3 separate regions of the Homo sapiens genome follow, and regions 2 and 3 are each linked to region 1. Evidence: read pairs that join two places in POLR2A ChIA-PET (ENCODE). Cell type or tissue: K562. All regions are shown on one strand. Region 1 holds the start of ZNF280A (zinc finger protein 280A). Region 2 has its middle 17 kb from the start of LL22NC03-63E9.3. Region 3 has its middle 28 kb from the start of LL22NC03-63E9.3.

Region 1 (8,000 bases):
AAGACCCCATCTCTACAAAAAAATTTAAAAATTAAAAAAAATTAGCTTGGCATGGTGGTACACACCTGTGGTCCCAGCTACTTGGGAGGCTGAGCCAAGAGGAACACTTGAGCCCAGGACTTCAAAGCTATGTTCATGCCACTGCACTCCAGCCTGGGCAACCAAATGAGACCCCATCACACAAACACACACACACACAAATCACAGCACACACACACACACACACCCTTTGCTGTTCCTGTAATGTTCCTTTTCTCAGTAAACTCAGTTGCTCAGTCTACAAACTTCAGAGTCATCCTTTGCCAGACTTTCTCTCATACACTACAGCCAATCAATTAGCAAAGCTAGTCTGCTCTATCTTTTAAAGATATCCAGAATCTGACTACTCTCTTCCACATCTACTGCCACCTCCCTGATGGAAGGTACCATGTTCTCTCCCTGGATCACTGCAGAAGTTGCCAGTCTTAAAAGTTTTGTCAGATCTCCCCATGGTGGCCCCAATGCCCCTGTTAAAATATACAGGGGAGCAAGTATATTTCGCTCTTAAGTCTTCAATGACTTTCCATTTCATTCATAGGAAATACCAGCAAACTTTAAATTTCCCCATGGAACCTTAGGTCATCATCGCCCTTGCTAACTCCTCTGTTGCTCTGATGCAGCCATCCTGAGCTCCGTGAATCTGGAACACAGCAGGCCTTTTTCTTTTTCAGAACTTTTGTTGTTCCCGGACGTTGCGTGCCTCTTTCCCCAGATTAACCCCATCTGGGCTCCTGGTCTGCCTCAGTCCCATGGTTCCTCTTCAGCAAGGCTTACCTGACCACAATATCAAAAATCACAACCTCCTTAACTCATATGTTCAAACCCTCAATGTTATTTTTCAACTTAGCATTTATCACTGCCTACCACACAATATGTAAAATATATCTTGCAAGCCCAGGAGTTTGAGATTACAGTGAGATATATCATGTCACTGCATCCAGCCTGGGTGACAGAGGAAAGGAAGACTCTGTGTCTTAAAACAACAACAAAAAATGGGACAGGTGCAGTGGCTCGTACCTGTAATCCCAACACTTTGTAAGGCCAAGGCGGAAGGATTGCTTGAGGTCAGGAGCTCGAGACCAGCCTGGGCAACATAGCAAGACCCATCTCTACAAAAAATTTAAAAATATAACTTGTTTCTTTTCTGTGTTTACCCACTAAACTGTATGCCACACGAGGGCAGGGAGTTGTGTTTCATTTACTCCTCAGCTTATAGAGCAATGTCTGTCATACTGTGCATGCTAAATCTTTGTTAAATAAATAGTAGCTGTTATTAATATGATCATTTAGGTGTACCAGAGGCTCTAATCCATTATTCCAGATTCTCTAAGCATTTAATGAAATCCAAATCCAAATGATTTAATACTGTTGTACAAGGGAGAAGGTAAACCTGTGTGTATGTGTGTGTAAATTGAAACAAAAGTTTTGTCAAATACTCTAATACCTTCACCTTACCACAAGGGATAGGCTCTGATACCTTCTATGCCATATTTTATTGATTCTAAGGTATAGGCTTAGATTTCCATTTTAACATCTCTAAATCAGATTGCATCTCATCATAGCATCTCATCAATATAAAATACATTTCATAATTTGTTTTTGCAGTATATATTTTTATTTCATAGTGGAATCAAAAATGACATATCTCAGATCCTTTTGTGAGGATAAGCGTGATGCTTGGGTTTTCACTCATGTGAGATGTGCTTCCCTCAAACCTTGTTATATCAGCATGTTTAACATCTGATGTAAAAAAAAAAAAAAAGGAGAGTAATGTATCTTTTATAATTGATGGCATCTTTTTTTTTTTTTTTTTGAGATGGAGTCTCGCTCTGTCGCCCAGGCTGGAGTGCAGTGGTGCGATCTCGGCTCACTGCAGGCTCCGCCCCGCGGGGTTCACGCCATTCTCCTGCCTCAGTCTCCCGCGTAGCTGGGACTACAGGCGCCCGCCACCTCGCCCGGCTAATTTTTTGTATTTTTAGTAGAGACGGGGTTTCACCGTGTTAGCCAGGATGGTCTCGATCTCCTGACCTCGTGATCCGCCCGCCTCGGCCTCCCAAAGTGCTGGGATTACAGGCATGAGCCACTGTGCCCGGCCAATTGATGGCATCTTATAGTCAGTGAAAAATCCTATTTCTTTTTGTAAGCTGACAGCACACTAAACTTGTTTTGTAGTTCTCTAATGGATATCAGCTACATTTTGGCAAACAATGGTTTAAGACAGAAATTGGAAAATTGGCCCTTCCCCTGTTTTTGTACAGTCAGGAAGCCAAGAATGTTTCTTACATTTTTAAGGTATTGTTTTCTTACTTTTTTTTTATTAAGATTTTTTTAAACTTGTACATTTTTAAATTTGGGGGAATAAACATGCAAAAGGAAGCGGGGCGCGGTGGCTCACGCCTGTAATCCCAGCACTTTTGGGAGGCCGAGGTGGGCAGATCACTTGAGCTCAGGAGTTCGAGACCAGCCTGGCCAACATGGTGAAACCCCTTCTCTACTAAAAATACAAAAATTAGCCAGGCATGGTAGCAGATGCCTGTAGTCCCAGCTACTCGGGAGGCTGAGGCAGGAGAATCTCTTGAACCTGGGAGGTGGAGGTTGCAGTGAGCGAAGATCGCACCACTGTGCTCCAGCCTGGGTGACAGAGTGAGACTGTCTCAAAAAAAAAAAAAAGAAAAAAGGAATATTTTGTGATGTGAAAATTATATAACATTCAAAATGTCAGTGTTCACCATAAAGTGTTGTGGAACACAGCCATAATCATTTTTTTAGTGCTGTTGTCCATGGCTGCTTTCACACTTCTATGACACAGTTGAGTACAGTAGTACCCCCTTATCTTTGGGGCATATGTTCCAAGACCCCCGAAGTGGATGCTTGAAACTGCAGATGGAACCAAATTCAATATATACTATATTTTTTCATATATGTACATACCTATGATCAAGCTTAATTTATAAATAGGCACAGTAAGAGGTTAAGCATAACAAAATAATTATAACAATATACTGTAATAAAAGATATGTGAGATAGGGCGTGGTGGCTCATGCCTGTAACCTCAGCACTTTGGGAGGCTGAGGTGGGTGGATCACCTGAGGTCAGGAGTTTGAGACCAGCCTGGCCAACATGGTGAAACCCATCTCTACTAAAAATACAAAAATTATCTGGGCAGAGTGGCGAGCACCTGTAATCTCAGCTACTTGGGAGGCTGAGGCAGGAGAATCACTTGAACCCGGGAGGCGTGGGTTGCAGTGAGCCGAGATCGCACCGTGGCACTCCAGCCTGGGCGGCCAGAGTGAAACTCCGTTTCAAAAAAATAAATTAATAAATTAAATTAAAGGTATGTGAATGCAATCTCTCGCTGACAAAATATCTTTATGTACTGTAGATCTTGGCAACCTTAGCATACGATTTTGTTTTCTTTCCTTATTATGTTAAAAACTTTCCCATTTTCACTTAAAGGAAGCAAGCACTTTACAGCTTCTTTTTGGCATATTTGAATCGCCAGCATTGCTACCCTTGTACTTTGGGGCCATTATTAAGTACCATAAGGGTTAATTGAACACAAGCACTGAGATACCACCAGGACAGTCACTCTGATAACTGCGACCGCTCCTAAGTGACTAAGGTACAGAGAGCGCAGCCAGCCAACAGCATGGGGACTCAGGACAAAGGGAGGATTACCATCCCAGGGCAGGGCTGACTCAAGAGCTTATCACACTACTCAGAAGGGCTGGCGACTTAAAATTTATGTATTGCCTATTTCTGGAATTTTCCAATTAATATTTTGGAACCTCAGGTAACTGAAAGCACAGAAAGGAATACCCTGGATAAGGGAAGACTACTGTAGTTGAAGCAGAGAATTGCAATGCCTAAAATATTTGCCATCTAGTCTTTCACAGAACAAGTTTGCCAGCTCTAGTTTTAGAGGAGCAAAATGAAAGATAGCAAATTTCTCAGCTCACCAGTTCCTAAAGTTGCGAGTGCATCCAGATGATTCAGTGCAGCTCAGTATGTTCCACTCTGGGCCGCAAGGGAAAGCGAAGCTGGAGCTTCCTTGTCTCCACCTCCCGGAGAAATTTGTCCAGAGACCGGCAGCACTGCTTCCGCAGGCGAACAACGCCGCTTGCTCTTCAAAGTCCTTTCTGAGGCCAGATCAGAAGGTCCCACTCCTTTTAAGCCCCTTATAGCCCAATCATTTTTCCAGTCACGTGTCTGAAGCAGTTTATCCTGATTGGATTTTCAGTTGTTGTCCAGCTTGATTGCCAAAAGTTTTCCTCCAATTGCTACTCAAAGGAAAGAATGAGGGTGGGGCTTCAGGGCTGCCTTCCAGGTTGATTGAGCTGGTGATGGGCATCCTCCCTCCTCTCTCTCTTGTTCAGAGTCTACCACTTTCTCTGCAGTGTGCCTGGGCCCTCAGCTATTGGGGATGAGAAGGGATGCGGAGTGGGAGGCAGTCCACATGTCTGTTCCAACAAAGCTCAGAGGTGAGCGAGTTGAAAAGCAGATGTCTTTCCAGTAGGAGCCCCAGGGGACAGGGTGGGTCTCAATCTCACAGCCCTTGAAGACCGAGCTCCCGTAGGAGTTTCCAGGTGTCCAAACAGGGTCCTCACTGTGAGTCTTCAACAGCTTTCTCCAAGCAGCAGCCCACTCCCTTCTTAATCCATTTCCAGGGGTCAAAGGTCTATCCTGGTTCCCTCCCATGCCCTCTCACTTCCTTCCCTCTGTCTCTCCCTCCTCCCTCCTCCTTCACTACCCCCTCCCTGGAACCTTCTCAGCTGAATTTCAGGCCCACCCTTTCACTCTCTTTACAGGCTTTGCAACACAGATTAGAAAGCGGGGGAGGGGGAGCCTCAAGAGTCCCTTGACAGGTAAGAAATATTTATATTTCCACCCCCATTCCAACGCAATGCAATCAAGTCTCAAAATTAAAACGAAAATCATTTGCAAATTAAAATGTTCTAAAGTACCATCTCCTGATAAAACTTTAAAAATACCTTTCTGGGCCGGATGTGGTGACTCACATCTGTAATCCCAGCACTTTTGAAGGCCGAGGCAGCAGATCACATGAGCCCAGTAGTTTGAGACCAGCCTGGCCAACATGGTGAAAACCTGTCTCTTATTCTTTATAAAGTAAAATACAAAAATTTCCTGGGCGTGGCCGTGCGTGCCTGTAATCCCAGGTACTCGGGAGGCTGAGGCAGAATAATCACTTGAACCCAGTAGGCAGAGCCCAAGGTGGTATAAAAGTGTGTGACCCATGGTCTTTATTCTTGTCTAGGGACTGGGGAAAGGCTGCTTGAGGGCATTGCAAGTAGCCAAGAGCATGACCCTGGAAAGGAAGGTGAAATGAGGCCCGCTACTGAGGTACACCTGTAGTCCCAGCTATCAAAGGCTGAGGTGAAAGATCTTTGAGCCCAGGAAATCCAGACAAACCTCAGCAAAATATCAAGACCTCTGTTTCTACAAAAGAAAAAAAATTTTTTTTAATTAGCCAGGCATTGTAGCACGTGCCTGTAGTCCCAGCTACCCGGGAGGCTGAGGTGGGAGGATTGCTTGAACCAGGGAGATCGAGGTTGCAGTGAACTATGATTGCATCACATACTTTAGCCTGGATGGAAGAGAGAGACCTTGTCTCATTCATTCATTCATAAATAAATAAGCAAGCAAAGTGAAATGAAGTGCAAGACTTAGACAGTAAAGTTCTAACAGGGGCCGGGCGTGGTGGCTCACGCCTGTAATCCCAGCGCTTAGGCAGAGGCAGGCAGGTGGCTTGAGCCCAGGAGTTTGAGACTAGCCTGGGCAACCTGGCAAAACCGTGTCTCCACAAGAAAATACAAAAAATTAGCCTGGGTGACAGAGTGAAACCCTGTCTCAAAAAAATAAAAAAAGAAAAAAGAAAGGAAGACAGAGAAAGAAAGAAGGAAAGAAAGAGAAAAAAAGGAAGGAAAGAAAGGAAAGGAAATGTGTATTCTGCAGAACTGATATTCACTCCTTCCTCTTTTCCAGAAGCAGAATCCTGCTAGGAAGATTCCAGGAAGCCTAGGCAGTGGTCAGGGGCTGGCTCAGGTATAAAGCAGGCCCTTCCCCTGAGACAGAAGGTTGTGGCAACAATGCTTGTGGGAGGTGAGAAAATTGAGAGGAGTGTCTAGAAATAGCTCGGAGTTGCATCTTATTTTCTTTTGCTCAGTTTTAAAAGTCCCAAATAAGACCACATCTAGCTGTTCTAACCAAGCTATTCTAACCCACTAATCTAGTAAAAATAAAATCACATGGTCTGAATATAAATTTGCATCAGGATACATGCCTTTCCTATGAAACATTTATGTTTCCTTATAAAATGTATCCTCCTTTTCTGCAGAAAACTAACTGTAATGCATCCAAAGGTCACAGAATGTGGTGAAACATCCTCATCATTGATTTTTTTAAAAAATTTTATTTATTTATTTATTTGTTTTTTGAGACATGGTCTCACACTCTGTTGCCCAGGCTGGAGTGCAGTGGAACGATCATGCAGTCTTGATGTCCTGGACCCGAGCGATCCTCCCACCTCAGCCTCCCAAGTAGCCAGGACAATAGGCAGATGCCACCATGTCTAACTGATTTACTTTTATTTTTGAGTAGAGATGAGGTCTCACTATGTTGCCTGAACTGGTCTCAAGCTCCTGAGCTCAAGCAAACTTCCCACCTCGGCCTCCCAAAGTTCTGGGATTACAGGCGTGAACTACCCGCACCCTGCCCTCCATAACTGATTCTTTTTTTTCAGACTTCACTCTGTTGGCCAGGCTGGAGTACAGTGGTGTGATCTCTGCTCACTGCAACCTCCGTCTCCCAGGCTCAAGCAATTCTCGTGCCTCAGCCTCTCAAGTAGCTGGGATTACAGGCATGAGCCAACACGCCCGGCTAATGTTTGTATTTTTAGTAGAGACAGGGTTTCACCATGTTGGCCAGGCTGGTCTTGAACTCCTGATCTCAGGTAATCTGCCCACCTCGGCCTCCCAAAGTGCTAGGATTAAAGGCGTGAGCCACCACGCCCAGCCATAGCTGATTCTTTATCAGTCTGCCTTTGGGAAGTTTCCACTGGGAAACACTCTCCAGGACTGTTTCGGACCAGCCCCACTTTCCAAACAAAGAATTCCAGTGATGAGATTAAAGCTTGTCACAATATGTTTTTCAAATGACTGGTAGAAGCAGACCTTAAGATTAAAAAAGAAGAAGAAAAAATGGCTGAAATCTTGAATCCTTTATTGCTTTAAGGCACAGAATAGGAAATGGATGGCGCGTCGGGAATGGATGCAGGTCAGGGACAGACCATCACTCATGCCACCTTGCTGTGTTTATGAAACAGAGTGCTAGAAGTTAAATTTGGGGGATGCACAAAGAGATGCCTAATCAGATGAACTCAGAGTTGGAATTGCTGTTTGTGAGACAGTTACATCAAAGGAAGAAAAGAAGGAGAGAAGAAAGGTGACTATCAGGAGAATTTTCCAGCCAGAAGAAAGACACAGAGGCACAGGCATTTCATGGCCTGAAAAAGGAAGAGCACAGAGACAAGTGTGGCTCCAGTTAAAGGACCAGCGGAGATGAAAGATGAGGTCAGTGATTTGGGTAGGGGACATAGCAGTTAAGATATTGTTGGTCAAGGCTGGGCGTGGTGGCTCACGCCTGTTAATCCCAGCACTTTGGCAGGCCAAGGCGGGTGAATCACGAGGTTAGGAGATCAAGAGCATCCTGGCTAACACAGTGAAACTCCGTCTCTACTAAAAATACAAAAAAATTAGCCGGGCGTGGTGGCGGGCGCCTGTAGTCCCAGCTACTTGGGAGGCTGAGGCAGGAGAATGGTGCAAACCCAGGAGGCGGAGCTTGCAGTGAGCCGAGATCACGCCACTGCACTCCAGCCTGGGCGACAGAGCAAGACTGTGTCTCAAAAAAAAAAATAGACGTGAAGGATGCAAAGATGCGTATGA
Region 2 (8,000 bases), 56 kb after region 1:
CTCCTGCCTCAGCCTCCCAAATTGCTGGGATTACAGGTATGAGCCATAGCTTCCGGCCTAGCTTTTAATCTATATTTTCAGAGGGAAGTAAGGAAGAAGGGTCAAACCCCATTAACAAGTTTCTGAAAGAGCCTAACTTGCAATGTCTAGTCATTCCAGAGTAGGATATTTACCCCAAGGATTAATTCACTGTAGTTGCTGTGATAAATGACCAAACCATAAACTGAGTGACTAAAAACAAAGACCTCTAAATGATTACACCTGGTATCTTTGGAGGAGCCATTCAATCTACTATACGCTGCTTCCAAGTCCTTGTAGAAAAACATACGGAAATCATGCATCATCCCATGGGTGGAAGACCTCGCTCCAGGTTAGTGAACTGCTCTGATTTGTGACTCCAAAGATGGACATTGGTGACAGCAAAAGGAGGACCCAGAATCTCGTGTATTCAAACAGAACTCCACTCTCATGAGAGGTCCTTGGATCTAGACCCTTGGGTCAAGCTTCCTCTGAGCATTGTCCAACATCTTCCCACTTGCTGAGAAGGAAGATTCTTTATGTGGGCCCTGGAATAGCCTCAGTCCAGCCTGATCTCTCTCTCTTCCCTCCTGAAGTTTTATTTCAAACATTTTGAGACTCTAAAAGGGTTTCTTTGTCTCATTTCTCTCCTCCAGTCCTACTACCAGGGTTGTCTTCAATTTATATCCAATGTTTCTCTGGCCTGGAACTGAGACCTACCTCCCAAGCAGCGACCCGACCCGTGGAGTGGGGTCCCTGGGGCAAGCGAATGGCCCTTTGCCTGGAGAACCTGGGCCAGCAGTCATGGCAGGTGACACATTCCATTCTGGGGCGAGGAACCAGGGAGGGAGCACTGCATAGATCAGAAGGGTAAACAAGGGGAGGGAGAAGGAGCAAACTTAGATTTGGGAGGGAAAGAGGGAAGGGTGCAGAGGAAGCAGAACACGGATGACTGGGCCTCCTTCAGTTGTTCTTGTGACTAGACCCTCCCATCTAAGCCACCAGGGGACAGGAAGGGTATGAGTTTGAGGACTCTAATGGCCCCAAGGTACTACTGCGGTTTATCCTACTTGTAGGCGGTCCCAAGAGCTTTGTTCTCTCCAGGGACTCCAAAGGGGATGAACTTGCAAGTCTTTTGTCTCCACTCAGTGCCTTCTCTGATTAGGCCAATAAACATCCCCAGGCCTCAGTCTCAGGCCACTGTAGGGGCTGAGGACAGTGAGAAAGATGTGTGAGCATCCACCCTTTGGAGAGGTTGAGTAGGAATGAGAGGTCCCCTGCCTTGCCTTTGGTCCTTGTGAAGGAAGATGTTGGATATTTCCCAGCTTGGCTGGAATCCGTTCCTCACCCTCCCCATTCAGAGCAGGGATGAGTAAGTCCTCCGCTTTCTCCGCAACCACAATTGTGTTTTTCAGGAAAGGATAAAGTGGGAAAGATCAGATCCCATGCCTCTTCCTCCTCTAAGTCATGGGATGACTGCAGAGAGTGAGCAAGAGGGTAAAAACAGTGCACTGAGTGTGACGTTTGCTAAAGGAACAGATAATTGCATCAAAACCTATTTCTAGCAGAGTTGTGGTGCTTGCCTATAATCCCAGCTACTAAGGAGGCTGAGGCTGGAGGATTGTGAGGCCGGGAGCTCAAGACCAGCATGGGTAGCATAGTGAGAGCTCATCTCTAAAAAACAAAACAAAAAACCACACTTATTTCTAATTGTCTAATTGGTATCCACAATCAGACCTTTCTGGGAAGTTTTTTTTCTAACATGCCTAAATGTGGCTTGGAGACTGTTTGGGTGAGGCCAATAGCTTAGCCTTCCTACTTAAGTTGTCTCCTTCATTCATTCAACAAGCAGGTATTATTGAGTGGATTGTTGGGTGCATTTGTGTGTCCTCAGTAGGATGCAGGCATGCAACACATGAAGATATGATAATTCCAGTCAGAGGAATGGCCTGTGCAAAGGCCCTGAGGTAGAGAGAAACTTGATAATTGAAAGAACAGAAAGAAATCCAGTGGGACTGGGGAAAGAGAGGAAGGAGATGAGAGGGGACTTACAGGCAGCCAACAGATCATGTGCAGACAGATCACTTGAAAGCAGAGGCAAATGGCTGGATGTTTTTGTTAATGAAAAGAGAATTTATTTGAAGATCTTCCATCATTTTTACATGAAGTGATTGATGTGTTAAATGAATGAAATTTAACATTCATGGTGTATGAAATTTATGGAAGAAAAATTGAAGCAGGCAGAGCATTTTATGGCCTTTGGGCACAAGAGAGTGAAGCTTGTCCCATGTAGAGTCATGGAGAGTGACTGGGAGATTCACCATTAGAGTTGGCAGATTGGCTCTTGGATTGAATATGGGGCATGAAGCAAAGAGTTGTTGACTCCTGGAAGTTTGACTTTGTCAATGGCGTGGCTACTACTTTCTTTTATTAAGAGAGAGACAGATGGGAGAGCAACAGGTTTGAGGGAAACACATAAAGTGCTTTGTTTGGACTCATGGGGATTTTTTGGAGAAGACAGACAAGATACAAGTAACAAGATCATGATGTCTGTAATATTTGGGTACAAAATGCAATTCATAAACCTGATTGTATAATATGATCCTATTTATGTAAAATCATATATATTTAGTTACCTTGATTCAATTTATACATCACTAATTGTTTCCAGTAATATTAACCAAAGGTCTACTATATGCCAAATAACCTTTTATGGCTAGAGATAGAAAAATGAACAAAACTTACTATGTTCATCCTTATGGAAGATACATAATTCATATTTGTAAACATCACATTTAAGTATGGCAAGAAATCTGGTGGGATGGTTCCTAAAATGAAACAATAGTTTCATAGGTTTGTGAGAATTTAGGTGATATTTCTACTTAACTTTCATGTACACTAAAAATTTTTCCTATAACTCAAAAAAATTTTTTGGAGGCAGATTAGCAAGATATTTATTTTGGAAAAGCAAGAGTCAATCTGAATTGAACTGGAGGGATGCTGAGAGTTCTAGAACTTCATAGAGAGAAAGAAAACTGAGTTATTGGGTGGGGGTTACACCTATCTTTTTGTCTTTTCTTTTCTTTCTTTCTTTTTTTTGAGATAGGGTCTCCCTCTCTCACTCAGGCTGAAGTGCAGTGGTATGATCTTGGCTCACTGCAACCTCTGCCTCCCTAGTAGCTGGGACCACCACAGGCATGCACCACCATGTCCGGCTAATTTTTAAAATTTTTTTGGTAGAGACAGAGTTTTGCCATGTTGCCCAGGCTGGTCTCAGACTCCTGGACTCAAGAGATCCGCCCACCTTGGCCTCCCAAAGTGCTGGGATTACAGGCGTGAACCACTGCGTTGGGCCGCTTATCACTTTAATGTCTAATGAGAGGCCCCTGGAGCTGGAACCCTTAGCCCCAGCCTGACCCCTGACCCTTCTCCCATGTCCTCAAATTCAAAAACTCACCTCTGGCTGTCCATTCAGTTGTTCTCAAGTCTGACTGTGCTCTTTGTCCTTCATGAACTAGAACTAGTCTTTCTTTCAAACCATTTTGATAAGCTGATCAATGTCTCCTCATACCATTTTTCTCATTCAGCCTTCCTCCTGGGGTTGGTTTTATTTACCATCTAACAATATTTCTGTAACCCTGAGCCTCTAGAGCTGCCTCAGGTGCACTAACGCTGTGACTAGGCTGCCCTGGGACAAGCTAAGAGGTTCTGCGGGGGAGGGTCTGGGCCCCTGGTGTGGCAGAAGGTGCATCCATCCTGGAGGAAGCCAGAGGACCAAGGGCCAGGAGCCTGGGGGGGATTAGAAGGGACCAGGAGGCCTGGTCCTGAGCTGGGATGGGAAGGAACGGGAAGGGGCAGGAGCAGGACAGGGATTTCCAGATCCACTCAGCCGCCTCCCTGGGGCTTGGGCTCCTCCATCTGAGGCCACCAGGGGGCGGCAAGGGCTTGGATTTGGGGAAGGGAATTGCTGTGGTTTAACCAGGGAGTGTATGAAGCTCCATGGGCTGCTTCCTCCTGAGACCCTTCTAAGGGAGAAGTGGGGAGTGGAATGTCCAAAATATGTTGTGTCCCAATATGTTCGTTTCTAGAAAGGCTAATAAATAGCCTCAGCCCCCAGCCTCAGAGCACTGCATAGAAAGAGGACAGAGGTATTTGAGGGTCATTCTGAGAGAACCTAGAAGGTATTGAGTGGGAATAAACAGTCCCCAGCTCTGCCTTTGGTCCCTGGGAAACAGAGTGCCTGGATCACTCCACAGTGGTCATCTGGGATCTGGTCCGAGGTCTCTTCCTTGATTCTGTTCCCTGAGCCTTTTTTATTCTATTTTGGATCAGATCCATGCACACGTAGCTCAGAGTTGTGCCCAAGATTTCATAAGGAATTTACAGGGTTTTTTCCCCCTCAAACTTATTTCTCTCCACAGTCTGCCCATTATTTATGGTTCCCCAGACTTTCCCTTTTGGTTTCTGGTGAAAAAACTGTGACTTTAATAAGCCTGCGGTGCTGTGCACTTCCTGCAACTGAGTCCGTGTCCACACCAAACACCAAGAGGACAAAGAGTAACAAAGGTAAGGGGATTAAGTGCCACTGTCTTGGAAATCAGCTCCAAAGATGAGAAAAGAAAGTCCGCACAGTCTCTACTGTCCCTGCTGTCACCACGAAGAATTTCCTGGAGGCTGGATCATGTAGAATGGAGAGAAGAACAAACATAAGAAAAGGAAAACGTGGACATTTCAAATTTGCCCTGAGCACTAGGGGTTTCCTTTCTCATCTTCAAGCCAGAACAGTGGAGCTTCTTCTGGAACTTTTGTGGCTGCACACTGGTACCCCTTCCAGGTATTGGTCTGCCCTGAGTGCAGGCCACAGGACACTGGGGGAAAATGGGAAGCTCTCTGCTGGTTTGATTTTACTAAAAGTGCTAGTATCTCCCCTAGTCTGCCTCCAGTGATTTGCTTTTCCAAGTAATCAAATTGATGCTCCATGGATTCTGTCCCAGGTTTTACAGCTGGGCTTGGAGAAAATGTGGTATATGCCACTGCATCCGAAATGGAACCTGAAAACAGTAATAATATTCTAAACGTGAAAATTAAATCAATCTGAATCACAGGCAGTGGAAAACATCAAAAGATGAAAGAGTTTTAAAAGTGATTTGAGGAAAGAAACAGAGAGAAATATTTTCACATTGGTTCTATGTTTACTCTATTTATCTTTTTTAATTTAATTTTAAAAATAGAGATGAGGAGGTCTCACTATGTTGCCCAGCCAGGCTGGTCTCGAACTCCTGGGCTCAAGCAATTCACCCGCCTCAGCCTCCCAAGGTGATGGATTACAGGCATGAGCCACCACACCCGGCCCCTGTGTTTCTTATGTGCTCCTTGATTAAGAAGAGTTGTTTTTTGTTTTTGTTTTTGTTTTTTGTTTTCTTGAGATGGAGTTTCACTTTTGTTGCCCAGGCTGGAGTGCAATGGTGCAATCTCGGCTCACTACAACCACTGCCTCCCAGGTTCAAGCGATTCTCCTGCCTCAGCCTCCCAAGTAGCTGGATTACAGGCGTGCACCACTACACCAGCTAATTTTTTGTATTCAGTAGAGACGGGGTTTCACCATCTTGGTCAGGCTGGTCTGAAACTCTTGACTTCAGGTGATCCACCTACCTCGGCCTCCCAAAGTGCTGTGATTACAGGGGTGAGCCACCATGCCCGGCCAAAAAGTTGGTTTATTGTAGCTTGTGGATACAGTGAGATGGAAGAAAACCCAGAAAGCAGAAATAACACTTCTTTGTAATATGAGGAAAAAAATAAAAGATAAAGTTGAATGAAATATTTCATATATATATGTTTCATATACATGTTTCTTATATATGTTTCATATACATGTTTCATATATATGTTTCATATACATTTCATATATATGTTTCATATACATTTCATATATATGTTTCATATATATATTGCAACATATATATGCAATATTCATATATATAGCCATATATATGTTTCATATATATATTGCATATATATGTTTCATATATATTGCATATATATGTTTCATATATGTTTCATACATATGTTTCATATATATATAGTTTTTTACAGAGTCTTGCTCTCTTGCTCTGTCACCCAGGCTGGAGTGCAGTGGCCTAATCTTGGCTCACTGCAACCTCTGCCTCCCGGGTTCCAGTGATTCTCCTGCCTCAGTCTCCCGAGTAGCTGGGATTACAGGAACGCACCACCATGCCTGGCTAATTTTTGTATTTTTAGTAAAAGTGGAGTTTTGCCATGTTGGCCAGTCTGGTCTTGAACTCCTGCCCTCAAGCGATCCTCCTGCCTCAGTCTCCCAAACTGCTGGGATAACAGGCGTGAGCTATCACGCTCGGTCTGAAATCTTTAGATAAGTATGAAGTCTATATAAAAAAAAAAGGCTCTTACTAGGCTAGAAATGGCCCATTTTAGAAGCTTTCATTTTCCACCTCACACTCATCTCTCTATAGATCCTCTGCATGGGCAGTGGGTGGGCCCTGTGGTCCTCAGTTCTCAGGCTGAGAACCAGAGGCTGAAAAGGACAAGTCACCTGCTCATGAGTGGGAAGGGCAGGATTGGGAGCAGCGGACTGTGGCTCCATTGCTCCTTGTTTCCTCCACAGGCCCCTCCCACGTGTGCCCCTGAATGACCTAGAATGACTAATGTGCTCAAGGGATTTGATGCTGCAGATGCTTCGGCATGAAGGGTGGGGGTGGGGATGGGACAAGGCTGCAGCTGAAGAGATGGGAGACCAACAACACACAGCAGGGGTTTCCATGGGGTGGGCACCCCCATTTCCTCACAGTTTAGAGAGCCTGGAGGTGGGTGCCAAGCAGAGGGCACCATGGCGTGGCCCAGGCCTGGAGGTTCACAGAGACACAGGCACAACACAGCAGAGACACTGAGGGCCAGGAGCTCACTCAGATGAGGGACTTCAGCAGATCTTTCTCTCTTGAGGAAATTAGGTACAAAGGAATCAAGTTCCTACCATCAGAATAGACAACAAGTTTTAATCTCCTCAGCTGAGCCCCGCTGTCCAGGGAAGCAGAAGTCTCTGAGCCCGGCCCAGGTGAGAGTGGGGTGAGGAGAGGAGCTCAGGGTGCAGATTTGCATGAAGGCCCCACCCTCCTCTGAGGCAGAGGGGATAAGACAAGTCTGGGGGTAGGCCCAGCGCTGGGGTCTCAGGAGGCAGCGCTCTCTCGGGACGTCTCCACCATGGCCTGGGCTCTGCTCCTTCTCACCCTCCTCACTCAGGGCACAGGTGACGCCTCCAGGGAAGGGGCCTTGGGGACCTCTGGGCTGATCTTTGGTCTCCTGCTCCTCAGACTCACCTGGGCCCAGCACTGACTCACCAGAGTGTATTTCTCCCTCTTTCCAGGGTCCTGGGCCCAGTCTGTTCTGACTCAGCCTCGCTCAGTGTCCAGGTCTCCTGGACAGTAGGTTACTATCTTCTGCACTGGAACCAGCAGTGACATTGGGGGTTATGACCTTGTCTCCTGGTGCCAGTAGCACCCAGGCAAAGCCCCCAAACTCATGATTTATGATGTCGGTAATTGGCCCTCAGGGGCCCCTGGTTGCTTCTCTGGCTCCAAGTCTGGCAACACGGCCTCCCTGACCATCTCTGGGCTCCAGGCTGAGGACGAGGCTGATTATTACTGCAGCTCATATGCAGGCAGCTACAATTTCCACAGTGGTCCAAGTTCATGCGTAATGAGACCAAAACCTGCCCTGGTCTCTCAGGCTCTCTCTCGCTATGAAGGTGCTTCCTTACCCTGTGCAGAAGAGGGCTTCATGCAACATGGCCTTGAGAATTTCATCCACTCTCAGCCCCTCTCCCCTCCAACAATGAAATGCAAAAGAAACATGCTCTCTGGTTAATTGTCTAGGGACAATGGCAGCTTCTTCTTTTCCTGTGTGATATGGTCCTGCATGGTGACTCTTTCCAACTTTTCAATGGCAGGGAC
Region 3 (8,000 bases), 68 kb after region 1:
TCTGATTTCATTTTGTTTTGAGATATGCCCAGAATTGGTATTGCTGGATTATATGGTAGTTCTATTTTTAATTTTTTAAGGAATCCCCATACATTTTCTACAATGGCTGTTTAGTTTACATTCCTTTCAACAGTGTACAAGAGTTTCTTTTGTCCACATCCTTGCCAACATTTGTTATCGTTTATCTTTTTGATAAATTACAGGCACGTGCCAACACACCTGGCTAATTTTTTATATTTTTGGTAGAGACGGGGTTTCACCATGTTGGCCAGGCTGGTTTAGAACTCCTGACCTCAAGTGATCCACTGCCTCGGCCTCTCAAAGTGCCGGGATTACAGGTGTGAGCCACCATGCCTGGCCTATTTTTTCTATTTCTATAAAGAATGACATTTGTGTATTGATAGGTCTAGCATTGAATCTGGAGATCACTTTAGGTAGTATGAACATTTAAGAATATTAGTTCTTCCAATTTATAAACACGAGATGTCTTGATATTTATCTGTATCTTCTTTAACATTCTTCATCACTGTTTTATAATTTCCAGTGTAAAACTCTTTCACCTCCTTCGTTAAGTTTATTCCTAAGTACTAATTCCTTTTGTAAATGTGATTGCTTTCTTAATTTTATTTTCATATATTTACTGTCTGTGTGTAGAAACGTCATCAATTTTTGTATGTTGATTTTTTTATCCTTCAAATTTACTTAATTTAGTTTTAACAGACTTTTTGTTATTGTGGAGTCTTTAGGTTTTTCTACACTTATGTTTATGTCATCTGCACACAAAGATTAGGATTTTAATCCTTCTTTTCCAATTTGGATGCGTTTCATTTCTTTTTCTTGTCGAATTTCTCTGGTTAGGGATTCCAGTGCAATGTTGAATTAAAATAAGTGGAGAGGGGGCATCTTGCCTTGTGTGGGATCTTAGGGGAAAAGCTTCTGTTTTTTTCCCATTGATTATGATGTTAGTTGTGGGCTTTTCACATATGGTTTTTATTGTGTTGTGGTAAGTTTCTTCTGTACCTATTTCATTTTATTTTTGTTTTTTTAAATATTTATTTTATAATAGAGATTAATTTTGCTATGTTGCCCAGGCTGGTCTTGAACTCTTGGGCTCAAGCGATCCTCCTGCCTTAGCCTCTCAAAATACTGGGACTACAGGCATGAGCCACTGTGCCCGGCCTATCACTATTTTGTTGAGAGTTCTTTTCTTTTCTTTTCCTTTTTTTTCCATTGCTTTCTTTTCTTTTCCTTTCCTTTTTTCCTTTCCTTCCTTTTCTTTTCCTTTCTTTTCTCCTCCTCCTCCTCTTCCTCTTCTTTTTTCTTTCCTCCTCCTCCTCCTTCTTCATCTTCATTTAAAATCATGAATGGATGTTGAATTTGGCCACATGCCTTTTGTACATCTGTGGACATAATCATATGTGTGTGTGTGTGTGTGTGTGAATCTTTCAGCCTGTGGATGCGCTATACCATCCTTGCACATGCGGAATCATCCTTTTATCCAGGGATAAACCCCACCTGTTCCTGATGTATGATCTTCTTAACATACTGTTGAATTTGGTTTGCTAGTATTTTACTGAGAATTTTTGCATTTAATATCTGTTAATGTTTATCAGAGGTAGACTGGCTTGCAGTTTTTTTTCTTTTCTGGTGTTGTCTTTGCTTTGTTTTGGTATCAGGGTGATCCCGACCTCATAAAACAATTTTGGAAGTGTTCCCTTTTCTATTTTTTGGAAGACTTTAAGAAGAATTAATATTAACTCATCTTTGAATGTTTGGTAGAACATTCAGCTATGAAGCCATCTGGTCCTGGGCTTTTCTTTGTTGAGATATTTTTGATTATTGAGTCAATCTCCTTCTTTGTTATTGGTATGTTCAGGCTTTGTATTTTTTATTGATTTGCTTTTTTTTTTAAGTTGACTGTTTCTAGGAATTTATTTATGTCTTTTAATTTATCTAGCTTGGTGTATAATTTTTCAAAATAGTCCCTTATGATCCTATTTATTTATTTGAGACAGGGTCTTTCTCTGTCACCCAGGCTAGAGTGGAGAGGCTTGACCACAGCTCACTGCAGCCACAACCTCCCAGGCTCAAGTAATCCTCCCACCTCAGCTTTCTGAGTAGCTGGGACTACAGGCATGCACCACCATGCCTGGATAATTTCTTTTTCTTTCTTTCTTTCCTTTCTTTCCTTTCTTTCCTTTCTTTCCTTTCTTTCCTTTCTTTCCTTTCTTTCCTTTCTTTCCTTTCCTTTCCCTTTCTTTCTTTCTTTCTTTCTTTCTTTCTTTCTTTCTTTCTTTCTTTCTTTCTTTCTTTCTTTCTTTCTTTCTTTCTTTCTTTCTTTCTTTCTTTCTTTCTTTCTTTTCTTCTTTTTTTTGTATAGATGTGACCTCACTGTGTTGCCCAGGCTGGTCTTGAATTCCTGGGCTCCAGAGATCCACCTGCCTCGGTCTCCCAAGTGTTGGGATTACAGGTGTGAGCCTTTTTATTTCTGAGAAATCTGTTGTAATAGCTCCTTTTTTCATTTTGGATTTTATTTGAGTCTTCTCTCTTTTTTCACAGTGTAGCTAAGGATTTGTCAACTTCGTTTAATTTTTCAGAAAACCATCTCTTAGTTTTGTTTTTTTCTATTATCTGTTTGATTTATTTCTGCTGTAATCTTTATTATTTCATTTTTTTCTGCTAAGTTTGGGCTTAGTTTGTTCCTCTTTTTCTAGTTCGTTGAGTTATAATTTTAGGTTGCTTATTTGAGATCTTTCTTCTTTTTTAATGTTTGCTTATCTCCATAAACTTCCCACTTAGCACTGCTTTTACTGCATCCTATAGGTTTGGTGTGCTGTGTTTTAATTTTCATTTGAAGATATTTTTAAAATTCCCTTTGGTTTTCCTCTTTGACCCAATGCTTGTTCAACATGTGATGTTTGATTTCTGCCTATTTGTGAATTTTTCCATTTTTTTTTACTGTTATTAATTTCCAGATTCATTTCTTGTTGTAAAAAAAGATTTTTGGAATGATTTAATTCTCCTTACATTTCTTAAGACTTGTTTTGTGACCAAACATGAGCTCTCTCCTGGAGAATATACCCTGTGCATGTAAGAAGACATTTTGAGAACCCAGGTGGTCTTTTCTCATACCATTTTTCTCACCCAGTGCTCATACTGAGGTTAGTTCATTTTACATCTAACATTTTCTCAGCCTGGAGCTAAGACACCTCATGTACCTTTGACAAAGCCATTCTAGCACAAGCAAAACGGTCCTGAGAACGAGTATCTTAGCCACCTGGTATGGCAGAGGACACATTCATCATGGAAAAAGTCTGAGGAAAAGGGTCAAGATTAGCATGGATCGAGGGTCTGGTCCTGAGCTGGGAGGAGAAAAAGGCAGGTTGGAGTGGGACCAAACCAGGTATTTCTATCTCTCACTTAGAATTGTGTCTTGGTACTTGAGATGAACCATCTGAGGCCACCAGGGGGCAGCAGGGGACTAGGTTGGAGAAGATGATTGATAAAGTTTATCCTGACCTTTAAGAAGCCCCTGAGTCGGCCGGGCGCGGTGGCTCACACCTGTAATCCCAGCACTTTGGGAGACTGAGGAGGGTGGATCATAAGGTCAGAAGATCGAGACCATCCTGGCCAACGTGGTGAAACCCCGTCTCTACTAAAAATACAAAAATTAGCTGGGCGTGGTGGCTTATGCCTGTAATCTCAGCTAGTCGCGAACCTGAGGCAGGAGAACTGCTTGAACCAGGGAGTTGGAGGTTGCAGTGAGCCGAGATGGCGCCACCGTGTTCCAGCCTGGTGACAGCGCGAGACTCCATCTCAAAAAAAAAAAAGTCCCTGAATCTCAAAAAAAAGAATGTGACTTTATGATTAACTATGAACAGCTGCTCATTAATAAAAAGCCATTAAAAAAAAAAAAGAAATCCCAAGAGCTACTTACCCTTGAATATCTCTAAAGGTACTGGGAAGCAGTGCTCCAAATCTGTTGTGGCCCAGTGAATTCCTTTTTAGAAGCACCATTAATGGTCCTAGTTCAACATGTCAGGCCCCAGCTTTAAACCACTGCAGGGGCAGGGGATGTAGCAGTGCTTAGAACCCACCTTAGCTGAGAGGACCAAGATGGTTGGGCAGGGGATGAGGGAAATGAGAAGTTCCAGCACTGTCTGAAGTCTCTGGGAGGAGGAGTGATTGAACTTTCCCACCCGGCCTGGGAGCAGCCTGTCCTCACATTCATCCCTCACAGCACAAAGGAGAAGTCCTGGTTTCCTCAGCCTGGAGCTCCTGCAATAGTGAGGGTTAGGATATCTCTGGACTGGCCTGATGTCCTGGGCACTCTCATGGGTTCAGTCTCAGGAAATCCATGCCTAGGCTGGATTAATACCCTCAGCTGAGCCTCACAGGGAAGCAGAAGTCTCTGAGCCCAGGCCCAGGTGAGGGTGGGGTGAGGAGAGGAGCTCAGGACACAGATTTGCATGGAGGCCCTGCCCTCCTCTGAGGCGGGGGGATAAGACAGGGCTAGAGGCAGGCCCGGTGCTGGGGTCTCAAGGCAGCGCTCTCGGGACATCTCCACCATGGCCTGGGCTCTGCTCCTCCTCACCCTCCTCACTCAGGGCACAGGTGACACCTCCAGGGAAATGGCCTTGGGGACCTCTGAGCTGATGCTTGGTCTTCTGCTCCTGCTCCTCAGGGTCACTGGACCCAGTACTGACCCAGTAGAGTGTGTTTCTCCCTCTTTCCAGGGTCCTGGGCCCAATCTGCCCTGACTCAGCCTCCTTTTGTGTCCGGGGCTCCTGGACAGTCGGTCACCATCTCCTGCACTGGAACCAGCAGTGACGTTGGGGATTATGATCATGTCTTCTGGTACCAAAAGCGTCTCAGCACTACCTCCAGACTCCTGATTTACAATGTCAATACTCGGCCTTCAGGGATCTCTGACCTCTTCTCAGGCTCCAAGTCTGGCAACATGGCTTCCCTGACCATCTCTGGGCTCAAGTCCGAGGTTGAGGCTAATTATCACTGCAGCTTATATTCAAGTAGTTACACTTTCCATAGTGGTCCAAGTTCCTAGGGAACTGAGACCAAAACCTGCCCTGGGCTCTCAGGCTCTGTCTTTGCTCTGAAGATGCTTCCTCACCCTGTGCCAGGGGCTTCCTGCAACAGGGCCTTGAGAATTCACTTCTCTGTCAGCTCCTCTCCTTTTCCATCAATTCCCAAAGGAAACCTCCTCTCTTGTTTACTCTCCGGGATATGACAGCTTCTTCTTCACTCGTATGACGGATGTCCTCTCTGAATTGGAAACTACTTCTAGCTCTTTAACAGGAAGTACATACCGGCAGGGAAATGCCTGCCTAGTGCAGTCCCCATACTTCTCCGGATGATCCTCACTTTATTATTTATTTTTATTTTTGTATGCACTAAAGTCGTCAATGTAAATCCTTACGTCGAATGCCTCCACTTCCCACATTGTGTAGCACAGCCTGGATTCAGTTCTTCAGAAATGACGTCCTCTTCAATGATAAAGGACCACTGCTCTGTGAACACCCCACTCTAGTGAAGATAGCCCACCTTGCTGGGTTATTCATGTACATCTTTTGTGGAAGCAGTAACCACTGTGTAAAGCTCCAAAGATGTTTTAAAGCAATGAAAACAAAGAGGAAGAAGTGTGTGTGTGTGTGTGTGTGTGTGTGTGTGTGTGTGTGTGTGTAGGGTCCATCCTGTTTGCCCTAATATCTCAGGTTGCCGAGCTAGGGAGTATTTGAGTGACAGACTTGGTGCCCTCTCAGGATCCTCCTCCTCTCACATCACTGAGTCCCTGTCCTGGAAACACCCTACAGGTGGACAATCTCCCCATAGTATGGAAGTTTCCAAAATGGCTCCACAGGGAAGAGTTGAGCTGAACACACCCACTCTTTCTCATGGGCATCAAATATATCTAATTTTTCTGGGGAAATCATCAATTTCTAGCTGGAATCCTGATTAATCGACAGACTGTGAGAATTAAAAATTTTAAAAATATTCAGACATATCCAGAGTCCAGTATTTAAATTCTCTGGAATTTTGTGAGCCAATCTTTAAACATAGTTATTATTGTAGTTTAGAGTTCATGAACCTGAATTAAATAGATTCTAGTAAACATAAAGTGCCTTAGTTGTCTATTGTTGCATAAAAATTACTCCTAAAATTAACATATTCTTAATGAGAACACATATGCATTAATCTGTTTTCGCACTGCTATAAAGAAATACCTTATTTATAAAAGAAAGAGGTTTAACTGGCTCACAGTTCCACATGGCTGGGGAGGCCTCAGGAAACTTACAATCATGGTAGAAGGCAAAGGAGAAGCAAGAACTTTGTTCACAAGGTGGCAGGTGAGAAGAGCTGGGGAGGGTGAACTTCCAAATACTTTTTTTTTTGAGATGGAGTCTCACTCTGTTGCCCAGGCTAGAGTGCAGTGGCGTGCTCTCGGCTCACTGCAGCTTCTGCCTCCCAGGTTCAAGTGATCCTCCTACCTCAGTCTCCGAGTAGCTGTTATTACAGGCATGCGTCACCAAGACCGACTAATTTTTATATTTTTAGTAGAGATGGGGTTTTACCATGTTGACCAGGCTGGTCTCGAACTCCTGACCTCAAGTGATTTGCACACCTAGGCCTCCCAAGGTGCTGGGATTACAGGCGCAAGCCATTGTGCCTGGCCCCAGACACTTTTAAAACCATCAGCTCTCATGGTAACTCCCTACCCATCACGAGAACAGCAAGGGGAAAACTGCCCCCATGATCCAATCCCTTCCGTCCCTCAACATATGGGGATTACAAGTCCCTCCTTCAACACATGGGGATTACAATTTGAGAAGAGATTTGGGTGGAGACACAGAGCCAAACCATATTAATGTATTTGTGATCTTGTAGTTTTCTTGCATCAAGAATCTGAGAGCTGCTTAGTTTGGTGGTTCTGACTCTGGGCTCCTCATGAAATTGCAGCCAAGCTGTCAGGCGGGGCTGCATTCAGAGGCCAGAGCAGGTGGCCAGGCCCAGCCTGAGGGGGCTTCTACTGTCCCTAACCTCTTTGGCAGATGTAGATGAAGTCAGGGAAAAGGGGAGCTCCCCACAGTGGGTAGCATCCCAGTGTCAGAGGGAAGGCACCATGGAGCAGTGGGACCAGCACAGGACCCTGGGGGTGCACTCAGACCTACCTGGAGGGATGGCAAGAAGGGGCATTCACAGCAGGGACAGGATAAAGGGCCTCTGCCCCATGTCCAGAGCTGTCTTGGCAGCTCAGTCACATTGGTTATCAGGTAAATCGGAGGTAAACCCTATCCTGAGTTTTACCACTGAAAATGGGTACAATTTGAACTAGGAGTGTTTTCAGACTTTTTCTTTCCATATTGACTTCTTAATAACCGCGATTTAATTTTTTTTAACCCCAGCCTAGTTTAGCTACATAGCTTCCAAATGTCATGCTACTGTGAAACTGAGCAATTAGTTACTTTTATCAGAGCATTTTAAATTTGAACAGGTTCCTTGGTCTTTCTATGTGTAATTAGTCAAAGCTTAGGTATGGAGTAGAGGATCTTTACCAAATGCTTTTCTAGACTCTGTTTTCATTGGACTTATAGCAGCTGTTTCACCTGGGCCATGCAGGAATAGGAGAGTTGTTGCTCCTTGACATAGCATCTGTAACATGCCTATCCTTTCTGCCACTATAAAAATAGCTGTGCTTTCTCTCCACTCGTCTCTCCTGCTGTTTCCCTGTTTTTCCTATTAAATATGCAGTGTTTGCAATCCATCTTGCATTCTGAGAAGATGAGGATTTTTTTTCATAAAGAATGACCTAAAATAGCTCTAAAGATCATCAGAAGTCACAACTACATACTTACTGGAGTGCAATACCAAATGTGGCCTCTGATTACAGTAACCTGGAGCTTGCAGTTTAAGCAATTCAGTCCCTGTCACTTGTGGACAGATTCGTATGTCTGTGGATGAGAAGATGAGCAACGGTCACTCCT

The links. Peaks named below come from ENCODE experiments on the same cell type or tissue, not always from the same donor. Only the 100,000 strongest peaks of a DNase experiment are listed, where the experiment ranks them.
Region 2: POLR2A ChIA-PET joins it to region 1 with 11 read pairs; 2 of 35 experiments call an interaction of 5 or more read pairs at or near these places.
Region 3: POLR2A ChIA-PET joins it to region 1 with 23 read pairs; 2 of 35 experiments call an interaction of 5 or more read pairs at or near these places.

The regions. Positions count from the first base shown.
Region 1 is chr22:22,516,091-22,524,090 of GRCh38, forward strand. ZNF280A (zinc finger protein 280A) reads right to left here and starts at 4,180. Exons shown (of 2, transcript NM_080740.5): 1 at 3,999-4,180. It also overlaps IGL and the pseudogene LOC124905161. RefSeq lists an enhancer at 3,820-5,025. In K562, no CTCF peak of the experiment used is centred here; DNase peaks (open chromatin) are centred at 3,691, 4,301, 4,811 and 5,358; H3K4me3 peaks cover 1,572 bases.
Region 2 is chr22:22,572,591-22,580,590 of GRCh38, forward strand. It overlaps IGL and the pseudogene IGLV2-34. Among named protein-coding and RNA genes, the nearest start is that of LL22NC03-63E9.3, 17 kb to the left of the region's middle. RefSeq lists an enhancer at 892-1,426. In K562, a CTCF peak has its summit at 3,950 (motif pointing right); DNase peaks (open chromatin) are centred at 3,941 and 6,701; H3K27me3 peaks cover 4,737 bases.
Region 3 is chr22:22,583,645-22,591,644 of GRCh38, forward strand. It overlaps IGL and IGLV2-33. Among named protein-coding and RNA genes, the nearest start is that of LL22NC03-63E9.3, 28 kb to the left of the region's middle. RefSeq lists a silencer at 3,294-3,588. In K562, no CTCF peak of the experiment used is centred here; a DNase peak (open chromatin) is centred at 3,457; H3K27me3 peaks cover 1,956 bases.